Linked DNA regions of Mus musculus: region 1 is linked to region 2. The links are chromatin contacts, found by Hi-C or POLR2A ChIA-PET in ENCODE. All regions are on one chromosome and are shown on one strand. Each heading gives the region's core, a stretch centred on a gene start or an enhancer-like site at or near the end of the contact. The rest is flanking DNA. Distances are from core to core; before and after follow the strand shown. Region 1 holds the start of Slc39a7 (solute carrier family 39 (zinc transporter), member 7). Region 2 holds the start of Rab11b (RAB11B, member RAS oncogene family).

The links. Hi-C counts contacts between places; a loop is a spot of excess contacts on that map. ChIA-PET counts read pairs that join two places held with the same protein, here RNA polymerase II (POLR2A).
Region 1: POLR2A ChIA-PET joins it to region 2 with 15 read pairs in embryonic stem cell. The contact joins the promoter of Slc39a7 here to the promoter of Rab11b in region 2. A Hi-C loop is called at or near these places in 1 of 37 maps with a recorded cell type or tissue (T-helper 2 cell). POLR2A ChIA-PET finds 5 or more read pairs at or near these places in 3 of 5 experiments (Patski and embryonic stem cell).

Annotation. Positions count from the first base shown.
Region 1 is chr17:34,027,699-34,034,703 of GRCm38, reverse strand. Slc39a7 (solute carrier family 39 (zinc transporter), member 7) reads left to right here and starts at 3,014. Exons shown (of 7, transcript NM_008202.2): 1 at 3,014-3,880; 2 at 3,970-4,138; 3 at 4,283-4,336; 4 at 4,450-4,614; 5 at 4,721-4,858; 6 at 4,998-5,194; 7 at 5,636-6,438. The coding sequence starts at 3,446. The coding sequence ends at 5,908. It overlaps Rxrb (retinoid X receptor beta), which reads right to left and starts at 2,892. Exons shown (of 10, transcript NM_011306.4): 1 at 2,481-2,892; 2 at 1,660-1,877; 3 at 993-1,149; 4 at 503-682. The coding sequence starts at 2,706. It overlaps H2-Ke6 (H2-K region expressed gene 6), which reads left to right and starts at 6,649. Exons shown (of 9, transcript NM_013543.2): 1 at 6,649-6,702; 2 at 6,864-7,005. The coding sequence starts at 6,657.
Region 2 is chr17:33,757,806-33,764,911 of GRCm38, reverse strand. It overlaps Rab11b (RAB11B, member RAS oncogene family), which reads left to right and starts at 4,426. Exons shown (of 5, transcript NM_008997.3): 1 at 4,426-4,689. The coding sequence starts at 4,650. It overlaps Gm17251 (a long non-coding RNA gene), which reads right to left and starts at 5,054. Exons shown (of 2, transcript XR_003952408.1): 1 at 4,325-5,054; 2 at 3,045-3,370.

The DNA of each region.
Region 1 (7,005 bases), core at 1,765-4,264, 270 kb before region 2:
TTAAAGCAGGAATTGGACCAAAATGAGCTCTAAAATATCTCTTAGAATTCCAGGAGTCAGCTTTGCTTAGAGACAGAAGGAGAGACACCAAGTCCCGACCTCTTCAGTGATTCTGTAGTTTAACCAGGTCCAAGGAAAGACTGGGAGACTAGGGAAAGAACATGGCATCAAAAGAGGGAAGGGCTGTGTGCAGTGGAGGAGAGGAAACAAAGACCCATGAGGAAAGAGGTCACCTCGCCCTAGGGCCAAACTCTGCTGGGAGGTGGATGAACCCTGAGATGCAACCATGAAGACAGAGACAGAGACAGAGACACTGAGAGGTACCAAGCTGTGGAGGACAGGAAAGAGAAACCCAACTGCGCCCCCTGGAGGAGAAAGTGAGCAAAGTCCCAAGATATGGAGGCCATGGGGCCCTCAGCAGTCTCCCCTGTTCCTCCTCAGGGCTCTCCCACAGGGTTGGAGAAGGGCCTGTGACTGAGGCCTGGCCGGGGCAGGCCCTTACCCTCCCTTTTCATGCCAGTGGCCAGGCACTTCTGATAGCGACAGTACTGACAGCGATTCCGCTGGCGCTTGTCCACTGTACAGTCTTTGTTATCACGACACGAGTAGGTCAGGTCCTTCCGAATGGTGCGCTTGAAGAAACCCTTGCAGCCCTCGCAGCTGTAAACCCCATAGTGCTTGCCTACGAGAAAGGTTGGCAGTTAAGACAGTTTTGTGGAGACCTCCTTCTTAGGGAGTCTCTTACCAATCTGCCCAGAGAGGGAACATAGTCTAAATCCTTCCTGTGTTTCATCCAAAAAGGTGACTCAGTCTTCGGTGACCAGAAACCATGTAGCACCCCCACTCCTACCCCTCTCCACATCTGATATGAATCTAAAGGTCCCATAGGCCTCCTTGCTCTGACCAGCCTCAAGAACCCTTGGGAGCCCCATAGGCAGTGGTAAACAGCCCCGACGTGCTTTTTTCTTCTACGGCTGTGCTGAGCCCCATACCTGAGCTTCGGTCCCCGCAGATTGCACAGAGCCGTTTGCCAGCCCCAGGACCACCTGGAGGGGGTGGACAGTGCAGGCCCCGGACCCCTAAGACCGGTGGCTTCACATCTTCAGGGGGGCCAGACCCACCCCCAGGGAGCGACACTGTGGAGTTGATCTGGGATGGGGGAGACAGGGAAGTCACAGGAGACTCTCATATGTCAGGCAAACCACTTCCTGCTTGTGAGCAAGCCCTGTACTATTCCAGAAGGTACTGGGGACACTACTGTCTAACGTAAAGGGCCTTCCTTGCACGTGACACCAAGAGTGATGTCCACCCTTCTGTAATTGTGCTACAGTGGCCCTGAAGGGCACAGGTCTTAGAAGGGCAGGCATATTGAAGCGAAAAGGGCAGCAAAGCCACCGTGAGCTGAACAGGACATCAAAAATATTCCCTGCAGGCTTAGGGTTTGTTTTCAAAACAGAGCTGATGAAGCATGCACCCCCACAGACCACCCCCTTCAGGAAGAGCAAGGGGTCCGAGACCACAGGCTTGCTATGATTAGAGAACTAGAAAGATCAACGGGTTTTGGGGAAGTTCACCCAAAGATGGGGAGTGGGGGTGAGAAGTTGAGAACAAGGAACTGAAGGCACAGTGGCAATAAGCAGGCCACAACCTCTCTCTCACCTGAGGGCTGCTGACAGGCCCGGAGAATCCTGGGGGAGCCGGAGGGGGCAGACCAGGGGACCCCATGGAAGAACTGATGACTGGGAAGGGGGAGCCCAGTGGCGGGGGTGGCATTGGAGGTGGAGGTGCTGAAGGGGTAAGAGGTGGGCCAGGAGGAGAAGACGGACGGATCCCCTGAGAAAGGGGATTTGGGGAGGAGCTGTCTGGGCTTCGGGAATCTGAGAAGTGGGTACGTACAAGGCAGACACACACGGACAGGAGAGACAAGAAGAGAAAGTGAGCCTTTTGATCATCCAAATGGACACTTTAATTCTCCCTGACCCACCACAGCCCGCAACCCTGGAGTTCAGAAATACCAAGTGGCCAAACAACAATTTCACTTCTAATAGTCGTGAGAGGAGGCGGTTGACAAAAAGGGAGGCAGGTCAGGCGGGGCTACTGGGTCATCCCAAGCTGACCTCGGGAGGGGGGGCTGTGAAGCAGCACGTGGAGGTGTAGCAGCGAACCCCTCGTCCAACCCCAACTTAGAACATTCGGGGCAAAGAGTATGGCAGAAATACCCGGTCCCAGAGCGTAAGCTCAGCCTTCGAATGCCCAGAGTCCTCCAGCCCACGGGGAACGGTGTCCTTCCCACGCCCGAGACCGCGCACGCAGGCCCCGCCGCGGGCCCGAACCTGAAGGGCGGAAGCTCCCCCGCCGCGCCCCGCCCCGGGGGAGGGCGCTGGGCCTCGGGACGTCGAGGGCGCGTGTTTACAAACAAGGGGGCGGGAGCGCGGGGAGGGGGCGCGAGGGGCGCCGGCCCGGGCCCACGGGACACTCACCCCGCCCGCTGTCGCCCATCCCGTCCCGGCCAGCCTCCCCCGGCTCCGGCTCCAGGGCTTGCTGCTCTCCGGCCGCCGCCGCCGCCGCCGCGGGATCCAGCCAGGGCCGCCGCCGCCGCCACCGGGACGCGACCCCACAATGCATCTCTTTTCTCACCCCCACCGGCCCACACTGCCCCGCGGCATGCCGCGGCGGGAGGAAGGGCGGACGAGTGGCCCAAGACATGACGCCCGGGCCGAGGGCGGGGAAGCCGGAGAGGCGCCAGGGACGCGCAGGGGGGACAGCGGGGGACTCGGGGGCCGCGACGAAGCCGCGGAGGCGAGCAGGCCGCGGCCTGTGGCAGCGCGACTCAAGAGCCGCGCTCGGCTCGGCACTGAGATGACAGCACCGGCGCGGCCGCCATCTTTGTACAGACGGGAAGTCTCGCCTTGAGCTCCCGCCCCTTCGCCGAGGTGGAAACGGAGGAGGCGGTGCCCGCCAGCCCGCCGTCCCCTCGGATAACCCCCCAGCTCTGCGCATGCGTCCTGACGCCGTGGCCGCGCCGCCCTCGGGGCGCCGCCATGTTGGTAAAGGTATCGGGGCGCAGGCAAGAAAGGGAGCTTCCGGATCTCGCGGGAGCTCGAGGCGTGAGTGCCACGTCCCAGCAAACCGAGAACCGAGAGGATCCCGGAGCCGGTGAGAGGTCCCTGCTGCTCCCTTACGGCGCTTTCCAGGCCTTTACCCCAACCAGTGGGCCATAGAGACGCGGGCCCAGAGAGACCGTAAAGTTGCTGATCAAAGGCTAGAGCGGTGTCGGGGGTGGGGGGCTGCATCCAGGAAGGGTGTTGGGGATGAGGTGGACCGGCCTTGGGGACAATGTAAGAGCGGAGCAAGTAGTATAGAGGAAGGGCTTCAAGGGACGCGGATCCCGAATAGGTAGATTGAGAGTCAAGTCGAGTCGTCTCTTGTTCCTCCGGTCAGCGTGATGACCATGGGCCTGCGGGCCCCCCACTGGGTGGCTGTGGGACTGCTGACCTGGGCGGCTTTGGGGCTGCTGGTGGCCGGACACGAGGGTCATGGTGACCTGCACAAAGATGTGGAAGAGGACTTCCATGGCCACAGTCACGGGCACTCACATGAAGATTTCCACCATGGCCACAGCCACGGGCACTCGCATGAAGATTTCCACCATGGCCACGGCCACACTCATGAAAGCATCTGGCATGGGCATGCCCACAGCCACGACCATGGACACTCACGTGAGGAATTACACCATGGCCATAGCCATGGCCACTCCCACGATAGCCTCCACCACGGAGGACATGGACATGCCCATCGTGAACATAGCCATGGGACTTCTAGGGAGGCTGGGGCTCCAGGCATCAAACACCACCTGGACACTGTCACCCTCTGGGCCTACGTGAGTCGCCAGGGGATGTGGGGAAGAGGGACTGGTTCTTAATCGGTGGGAAGCTCCATCTTTGCCTTCTGATTGTGCTTCTCCACCAGGCACTGGGGGCCACAGTGCTGATCTCCGCAGCTCCGTTCTTCGTGCTGTTCCTCATCCCAGTAGAATCTAACTCTCCCAGGCACCGCTCTCTGCTCCAGATCCTGCTCAGTTTTGCTTCCGGGGGGCTCCTGGGTGATGCGTTCCTCCACCTCATCCCGCATGCCTTGGGTAAGTAACTTGTGGGCTCCGCCTCAAAGGCTTAAGCGGTTTTGTTCTTTCTCTTTAATGATCCCAGATTTTCCGGTTGTCTTCAAACACACATCCCCTGAGCCAGGCATTCCCTCATCAAGCCTTTTCTCCCACTTCCCGCAGAACCTCATTCTCACCACGCTCCAGAGCAGCCTGGACATGGACACTCCCACAGTGGTGAGAAAAACCAGGGACTGGTGTGCTGGGAAAGGGCAACCTCTCCATTCCCATGCTTCGCCTCTTACACTTGAGTCTGCGTCTCCCTTCATGCTTTACTGCCTCCGTTCCAGGCCAGGGCCCCATTCTCTCTGTGGGGCTGTGGGTTCTCAGTGGGATTGTCGCCTTCCTCGTGGTGGAGAAATTTGTGAGACACGTGAAAGGAGGACATGGACACAGTCACGGACACGGAGACAGGCATGCGCATGGAGACAGTCACACCCATGGAGATAGACATGGTGAGCCCGCGTTGCCTGCTCTGTAACACACTCAGGGTCACCCTGTGGAGCAGGACACATGCGAAAGCTCTGTTCCCCACTCTGATCAACTCCTGTTCTCCCTCAGAGTGTTCTTCAAAGGAAAAGCCCAGCACAGAGGAAGAGAAGGAAGTGGGCGGGTTGCGGAAAAGGAGAGGAGGAAACACTGGGCCCAGAGATGGCCCGGTGAAACCTCAGAGCCCTGAAGAAGAAAAAGCAGGCTCAGGTAAGGGATGAGCTGATGGGTTGGCTGTGGGTGTGTGGGTGACGGTGGGAGTCTAGGAAATGGGGGCGAGGGGGGGGCTGTATGTGAACCGGCTTGATGGACACCCTCAATCATTTTTGTCTTGTCTCTTTGCAAAAAGACCTGCGTGTGTCTGGGTACCTGAATCTGGCTGCTGACTTGGCACACAACTTCACAGACGGTCTGGCCATTGGTGCTTCCTTTCGTGGGGGCCGAGGGCTAGGGATCCTGACCACAATGACAGTCCTGCTGCACGAAGTGCCTCATGAGGTTGGGGATTTTGCCATCCTGGTCCAGTCTGGCTGCAGCAAGAAGCAGGTTGGTGCCGACTGCCCATCCTTGGTTCCTAACAAGCTACACTACAGTGAGCCGTTTAGAGTCAGGGAAAGTCGTGCCTTTACCTCTTGCTCTGTTTTACGCTGCAGTCCTCACCTGTGTATAGTTCTTTGATGGCTTAAGGTTCTCAGGAGATGTCTGTTCTAGTACTCCCTCCTCAACCTGGCTGTTTTGGGGGGCTGCGGGCCTTAGGTGTGGTCCTGAGGCAGAGTCATTGACTACGTATTAGCTATCGAGGGAGCCCCAGGCGACAGCTATCTGACTGCTTCCTGGAGCTGGTGTCTGGGACCCAGATTCCTGTCCTCGTGCTTGTGCAGCAAGCACTACCTGTGGGTCCTTCTCCCCAGACCCTCCTTTCCTTAACACTGCTCCCACCTAATTTTAGCTGTCGACAGTCATATCTTTCTCTTTTCTGCCCACCAGGCGATGCGTCTGCAACTCGTGACTGCAATTGGAGCATTGGCAGGCACTGCCTGTGCCCTTCTCACCGAGGGAGGGGCAGTGGACAGTGACGTGGCAGGTGGTGCAGGTCCTGGCTGGGTCCTGCCATTCACTGCAGGCGGATTTATCTACGTAGCAACAGTGTCTGTGCTGCCTGAGCTATTGAGAGAGGCATCTCCACTGCAGTCACTGTTGGAGGTGCTGGGGCTGCTGGGGGGTGTTGCCATGATGGTACTGATTGCCCATCTTGAGTGAGGGGTGAGGTGACCTGTCCTTCCCCTAACTCCTAATAAAGGCAGTTGGTAGTCCTGGCCAGTGCTAATGCCAGAAGGAGTGTCAGCCTTGGAGATTAGCAGAGCCTCTGTTTGAGGCCTTAGAGGTATGAGGATCATACGGAGCATGAGAGGCCAGAAGGACCACGGAGTGGGAGACTGCCCAGCAGCGTTGTTGCTTTTGGAAAAATCAATGGGACCATGAAGAAGACTGGGAAGACGGTAGCCTACCCGATGGTCCCTAATCTACGATTTCTCAGCGCCAGCGTGCCGCAGGGGTCCCTCCAAGGCCCATCTCCCTCTGAACTAGTTAGTGATGGCTTCAGGGAAGACCTGGCAGAAGGACTGGGGTAGACATCAATCGTGTGTCCTGATTTGAAGGGGGAGGGGGGCTCCTTGGGAAGATGTCTCAGCCTGATTTTTTGTCTCTACTCATTTTATACCACTGTTTGAATGGGTGCGGAGGAACGGTGACCAGGAATAAAAGACCTTGGATCTTCGGCCCCACATGCAGCCTTTGTCTTTATGTGGGGAACTGGGCCCCTTGGCTCCTGGACTCCCTAGGTCCCCAAGTGGTGGTGGATGGTCACGCCCCCGTGGTGGGAGGTCGCGCTGGTGGCTACCAAAGGCCTCTGACTAGTGTGGTTTCTATTGGGTCCGTACCGGGCCTAGCCACGCCCCCGGCGTGCTCAGATTGGCCTAGGCTCAGGGCACGCCCACCCACAGCCGCCATGGCGTCTCAGCTCCGGCTCCGCTCTGCGCTGGCCCTGGTCACAGGTTCAGGGGTTCCCTCTCAGGGTGGGTTGGGGTGCCCGGGCCATGTCAGCGAGAGCCACCCCTTGAGTCCCTGGCCCTGTTGTCTGAGTTTCAGTAACTTTGCGCCCCGTGACCTCTGACCTCCTCCCTTCTTCTCCCGCTTCCGCGGACTCCCATCTCAGGTGCGGGTAGCGGCATCGGCCGTGCGATCAGCGTGCGCCTAGCGGCAGAGGGCGCCGCCGTGGCCGCCTGCGACCTGGACGGGGCCGCGGCACAGGACACGGTGCGGCTGCTGGGAAGCCCGGGGAGCGAGGACGGGGCGCC
Region 2 (7,106 bases), core at 3,177-5,676:
GAACTCAAGACAGGAATCTGAAAGCAGGAACTGAAGCAGAGACCACAGAGGAACACTGCATAGTAGCTTGTAGTCTCCCCTCCCCCAGCCTGAAACCTGCTTGCTCAGGGGTGGAGCTTCCTGCTCATTCGTTCTGCCATGCCCACTGCTGGAACCTGCCGCTTTGCTGTTCGGAGCCACACACGTGCTCACCTTTCTACTGGATCCGAGATTATTCGGTGGGAATCGGGTCCCCTCCCCCTTCCTTCATAACTAGTGTCTCAACAATAAAATTTGAGCTTTGATCAGAATGAATTTGTCTTAGCTCAGTTTCTTCTTTCGCCCCGGCTAGATTCCTCTCTTACAGCTGGAGTAGCCATATCAATCGAACAGAGTTCATGTTGGGAGCTGCTGGCTGCCGCAACAGTAGCTTGTTTCTAGGCTCATGTACAACTATGTTTCTTACAGTCAAGGCCTACCTGCTTAGGGATAGTACTGACTGAAATAGGTTAGGTTCTCCTATTTCAATTATTAGCAGTCAAGAAAATGTCCATAGACATGTCCATAGGCTAATCTGGTGGAGATAATTCCTCAACTGTAGTTTAGTTTTCTTGAATATGTAAAGCCAATAACCAAGATTAGCTGAGGAATGCAGGAGGATGAGGGACAGAATGAGGTAGTCAAGGGTGACAAGTGGAAAAAAGTCAGGATTCCCCAAACCCAGAATAGAAACAAGTATTATTTAACTACCATGTGGACTCTGCAGTTATGTTATTCTTCACTCAACAGATGCTCAGTACAAGAGTACAGAAACATTGTGCACACAGTCCCCTGCCCTCTTGGTACTGATAATTCTGTTAGTGACTACAAAAGTTTAAGTGAGGGCTGGTTGTGTGTGTGACTCAGTCACTAAGCACTTGCATATAGGCTCTAGGTTTGGTCCTAGTCACTAGAAAGAGAAAACAAAAAGTAACTAGATCAAGAAAGTGATGCATATTTTGTGTTCCTAACATTCTGAAAGACAGCAATACATTTGCAACGTATGCCACAGCTTTCCTTAGATATCAGACACTTTGCTACACACACAAAAATTAACTACAGGTCTTAAACGCATTTGTATACCAAAATACCATTTTGTATATTTAAAAAGAACACAAAGTAAAAATAAACTTTCTCTCTGTGTCTCTGTGTCTGTCTGTCTTCAGAGTTTATGTAGTTCTGGAACTGACTATAAAGACCAGGATGGCCTTGAGGTCACAGAGACATGCCTGCATCATCTTCTGAAAGGGTCTCATGTAGCTCCTGCTAGCCTAGAGATTGCCATACACTATATATGCACACACACACAAACTTGTGGTTCTGTTTATAGAATCCAGGATTTTGTTCTTGTTAAGCAAACACTCTTTTTATCTATCTCTTTAATTGGCATATTGGGCTAACTAGGCTAGCCTTACTTGTGATGGTTTGTATATTCTTGTGCCAGGGAGTGGCACCATTTGGAGGTGTGACCTGGTTGGAGTAGGTGTGCCTCTGTGGGTGTGAGTTTAAGATCCTCATCCTAGTTGCCTAGGAGTCAGTCTTCCACTAGCAGCCTTTGGATGAAGACATAGAACTCTCAGCTCCTCCTGCACCATGCCTGCCTGAATGCTGCCATGCTCCCACCTTGATGATAATGGACTGAACCTCTGAACTTGTAAGCCAGCCCCAATTAAATGTTGTTTTTATAAGACTTGCCTTGGTCATGGTGTCTGTTCACAGCAGCAAAACCCTAACTAAGACCTTGTTCAGCTGCCAGAGGCTGGGTTTTCCCCCGACTCCAGTTACAGCACCAGTTTCCAATGTAACATTTCCCTCTTACCCTGCATCATTCCCTATATAGAATTTATCACCCTATTGCTTCAACATATGCTTTAGCTTGGTATAGAGACACACATCTTTGACCTCAGCACTACTGAGGCAGAGTCACACAGATTTCTGTGAGTTCAAGACTAATCTTGACTCAATAGTGAGTTCTAGGACTGGCAAGACTACACAGAGAGACCCTGTCTCCAAAAATAAAAACTTAAGAAAAAAAGGATGAACCCGGGCGTGGTGGTGCACGCCTTCAATCCCAGCACTCAGGAGGCAGAGGATTTCTGAGTTCCAGGACAGCCTGGTCTACAGTGTGAGTTCCAGGACAGCCAGGGCTACACAGAAAAACCCTGTCTCAAAAAACCAAAAACCAAAACAAACCAAAACCAAACCAAAACAAAGCAAAAAAAGAAAGAAAGAAAGAAAGAAAGAGAGAGAGAGAGAGAGAGAGAGAGAGAGAGAGAGAGAGAGAAAGAAAAGAAAAAGAAACATGAATACAGGACCCTAAGGTTTCAGATCCCCTGAAACTGTGGTTACAGATGGTTGTAAGCCACCATGTTGGTACTGAGAATCAAACCTGGGTCTTCTATAAGAACAGAATGTGATCTTAGTGGATGAGTTATCTCTCTAGCCTCTTATTTTTGTTTGTTTTAGTAAGGGCCTCAAACTCCATATGTGGCAGGAGATGACCTTGGACTCAACTCTCCTAATGGCATATGCCACCACACCCAGTTTATGTGCATACTAAGAACTCTCATTTGAGCCCCATTTTCAGCCCCAAAGCAGCTTCTAAACACCTGTTATAGTGCCAGTAATAACTTTTCCCCCACTTCAGTGCTAGGGATTGAAATCAAGCCTTTGCATTCTAATTAATTTAGCTTCCAGCTTGAGAGATTTCTCAGTGGTTAAGATCATTGGCTGCTCTTACAGAAGACCCAGGTTTGATTCCCAGTGCCCACATGGTGGATCACAACTGTCTATTACTCCAGTTAAGGATCCAACATCATCTCTGACCTCTATGGGCACTGCAAACACATAGTGCACAACATGCAAACATAACACACATACACATAAATAAAATTAAGCTGCATTGCTGTTCCTTACTATTCTCCCAATCTCTTAATATCTGTTAAACAAAGACTTCATGGCCCAAATGAGCCACATAATCTCAGGAATACACAAGCAGAGAAAGAAAATGAAATCAGAGAGGTAAATTTTTAAAAAAAGATTTTATTTATTTATTTTATATATGTGACGAGTACACTGTATCTGTCTTCAGACAAACCAGAAGAGGGCATCAGATCCCATTACAGATGGTTGTGAGCCACCATGTGCTTGGAATTGAACTCAGGACCTCTGGAAGAGCAGTCAGTCTCTTAACCACTGAGCCATCTCTCCAGCCCCCGAGAGGTAACTTCCAAGTTACCAGTGTACAAGAGAATCATAAGTTCAAAGTTGGCTAGCACGAGGTGGCGTGTTTAGCGGCGCAGAGCCAGGTGGATCTCTCAGTGTTAAATATCAGGTTCTAGGCAGGGAGACCCTGTGCTCCAAATAAAACAGAACAAGAAAAAAAGAAGTTAGTTCAAAGTAAATATGTATTGTTATCATTCCTTCTAGGCTCCCAGTTACCTGGCAATAGCTAGGTATGACTAACTCACTAGAAAAGGGGCTGTTTGCCCCCCTCCTCTCTTATCCTACACTCTGCCCCTTCTCCCTGGCCGGCCTCTCCTCTTCTCTCTCCACCCCCCTCCTTGCCACTCTCTCTCCCTTTCTCTATCTCTACTCCCTCTTCAATATGAAGCTAGTCAGGGTAACTTGAGGCCTCGTCTCAACAAACAAACAAACAAACAAACAAACAAGCAAACAAACAAAATCAAGCTGGGTGGTGGTGGCCAATGCCTCTAATCCCAGCACTTGGGAGGCAGAGACAGGCAGCTCTCTGTGTTCAAGGCCAGCCTGGTCTATACAGGGCAAGTTCCAGATGGCCAGGGCTACATGGTGCGACCCTGTCACAAAAAAAAAAAAAAAAAAAAAAAAAAAAAACAATAAAGAAAAAAGAAAATCAGACAGGTATAGTCTGATCCATATCACCAATTCCAGTCTAGCTAGGGTTTCATAGTGAAAAACCTGTCTTAAAAAAAGAAAAGAAAAAATATGAGTAATGGTGAAAGCAGAAAACAAGAGAACTTTTTGAGAAGAGGAACAAATAAAAAAGCCTAGGATCCCCATTTGTTTTGGAGGTACTGACATAAGCTTTGTATTTAAACAAAGAACTGGGGAACTGCAACCCAGAGAAGGCACCCCCAATCAACGAACATACGCCCGGAAATGGTCATTTATGGGGCTAGAATAAGAGGTCGGAGGAGACCCACTGATCTATGATGTCATCAGGACGTTAAAGTCCGTAACGTCACCTAGAGGTAGCTCAATTTCCCTTCCCCTACAGGTTCGCTGGAAGGCCCAGTCTGAGTTCAGTCTCTCATTGGTTACGCACTCTGTCAATCCACTTCATTGTTCAAGTGTTCCGTCCCGCCTTCCCCCATCTGCTTTTGATAGGCTGCTGAATCTGTCATTTCAAAAAGGTCCGCATTCCTTCCGCCTTTCTCCGGGAGACCGAGGGCTAGAAGGGTGGATCCCAGGAGGCTCCTACCCCCCGAGCTCGGTTTCTCAGCCTGATTGGCTTGTCCAGGTGCCTGTCACTACCGCTTTCACCGTTGACTGGCCTTTAGACCGCCGCTCTACGCGGCGCCGGTTCCGCCCCCGACGGGTGTTTGTGGTGGGGCTGCGGAGTCGCCGATCCCGCCGGAAGCGCCAGGACAATGGGGACCCGGGACGACGAGTACGATTACCTATTCAAAGGTGCGCCTTGTGGGGTACAGACAGGCGAGGTGGCGGTAGCGACTGGAGGGCCGAAGCCGTGCTACAGGAACAGAGAGCTCAGGGTGGAGGCCCGGACTTCAACGGGGCCTATCCGGGCTGGGAGTCGGAGGAAGCCGGGGCAAGTGGAGTTCGCTAGGCTTCGGGCCCTAGTACGCAGTGGTGAGGAAAGGGAGGCTCGGCGAGGCCTACGGACCCCGGATGCGCCGGGGCGGGGCCGGGGCCTTGGGGGGGTGGGGCCCGAGGTGGTAGGAGAGGCCGTTGGGGCGGGGCGTCCCGAGGGGCGGGGCTTTCCTGGGTTTGGCGGGCGGACTGCGTTGAAAGCAGGATTGTAGCTGGTGTTAAGGCGAAGGAGAAGGTTGTGGGCGTGCCCACAAAGCCTGATTGGTGTGAGCCTTCTAGGACTGACTGACACACCCGGGGCCTACCTTGGAGTGGAGCCTGGATCATGTGCAGGAACCCTATATTATGGTGCTTTGGAATTGGGTAGATTGGGGCCTGTCTGTCGACTAGTTCAAACTCTTGATATTCATGGAGAAGTGATTCAGTTGGTAGCATTCCTAGCAGCAGCATGCTCAAAGCCCTGGATTTTATCACTAACACCGCCTTGGTGATGGTGCAGGCCTGTAGTCGCAACACTTGGGAGGCAGAGGTAGGAAGATCAAAAGTGCAGAGGCCAGGCTGGATTACTGGAACCCTTTCTCAAAGGAAAAAAAGAAAAACCACACATGGACAACGTTAAATGCAGTACCTGTACTATTCTGAAACTTTTTAATAATGGTCCCTTTTACTCCTCCTTATTAGTTTATACAGCCCATATTATCCAGGAAACAGGCCAGTAGTGGTGCACACCTGCAATCCCAGTACTCAGAGTTGGAGGTAGGAGGATGTACTGGCTAGTTTTGTGTCAACTTGACACAGCTGGAGTTACCACAGAGAAAGGAGCTTCAGTTGAGGAAATGCCTCCATAAGATCCAACCGTAAGACATTTTCTCAATTAGTGATCAAGGAGGAAAGGCCCCTTGTAAGTAGGACCATCTCTGGGCTGGCAGCCTTGGGTTTTATCAGAGAGCAGGCTGAGCAAGCCAGGGGAAAGCAAGCCAGTAAAGAACATCCCTCCATGGCCTCTGCACCAGCTCCTGCTTTCTGACCTGCTTGAGTTCCAGTCCTGACTTCCTTGGGTGATGAACAGCAGTATGGAAGTGTAAGCCGAACAAACTCTTTCCTCCCCAGCTTGCTTCTTGGTCATGATGTTTGTGCAGGAATAGAAACCCTGACTTAAGACAGGATTTCTTTGCAGTTCAGAGCCAATCTGGGATGGTGAGGTAGCGTAGGTATTTGTGTACACTGCCAGGCCTGATGACCTGAGTTCAATCTTGGGACCTTCATGGTGGAAGAGAGTCTGCAAATTGTCTTCTGCCCGTCACAGGTACTCCACATCACATATAGAGATAAACTGAAAAAAAATCGTGTAATTTAGCAGAGTGTGGTGTCACACACCTTTAATCCCAGCTTCAGGAAGCAGAGACAGACAGAGCTCCATGAGTTCAAGGCAAGCCTGGTCTACATAAACGGGTGAGGTGGGAGTGGCAAGTCAACAGAATGAGATTTTTCTTGTATTTTTTTTTTTTTTTTCGAGACAGGGTTTCTCTGTGTAGTCCTGGCACTCACTTTGTAGACCAGGCTGGCCTCGAACTCACAGATCCGCCTGCCTCTGCCTCCCAAGTGCTGGGATTAAAGGCATGTGCCACCACGCCCGGCTTCTTTTAAATTTTTTAAAAGCTAACTTAGGTTACACATCCATAGTATGTCTTTAAAAAAAAAAGTGGGGGGGGCGGGGGGGGGAAACAAGTTCAGAAAGGCAGGTTCCTAAGGGTGGAGCAAGGTTGAGCCCAAGACAGATCTTACCACTTAGAGGTTAAGTTTAGGGGCAAAGATTGAAGCTTAGATATGGAAAAGACAGTTGTTATACCTCCTTCCTTCAACACATATGTATCCAATTACAGGAAGAGCTTTCCTACTTAGTGAGCCTCTGTCCGTGTCATTGGGGTTCCTCATTTTCTGATGAGCATATTTAGGGATCTCTGGCATTGTGACACCTTCTATGCCAAACTGAGCTTTTGGGTCCTCTAACCATTCATGCTGGACTCCCTGATTGATAGTGAATGATTTTGAGAGCTAACTCCTGGATCCTCAGGGGACATACCTTTGCCCTTCTGGGAGTGTGTCCTGGTCCTCAAAGCTAGCCTTGGCATCTTGGGACTGTGGAGGTACTGGGGTATCCTTGGGGCAAAAGGCTCCTGAGATGGAGCCAGACAGATTTCTGCAAAGATATGATTACCACACAGCACCATGGGCTGGGAGTGGGCTCTATCCAGATGTGAGACCAATTAGCAGGT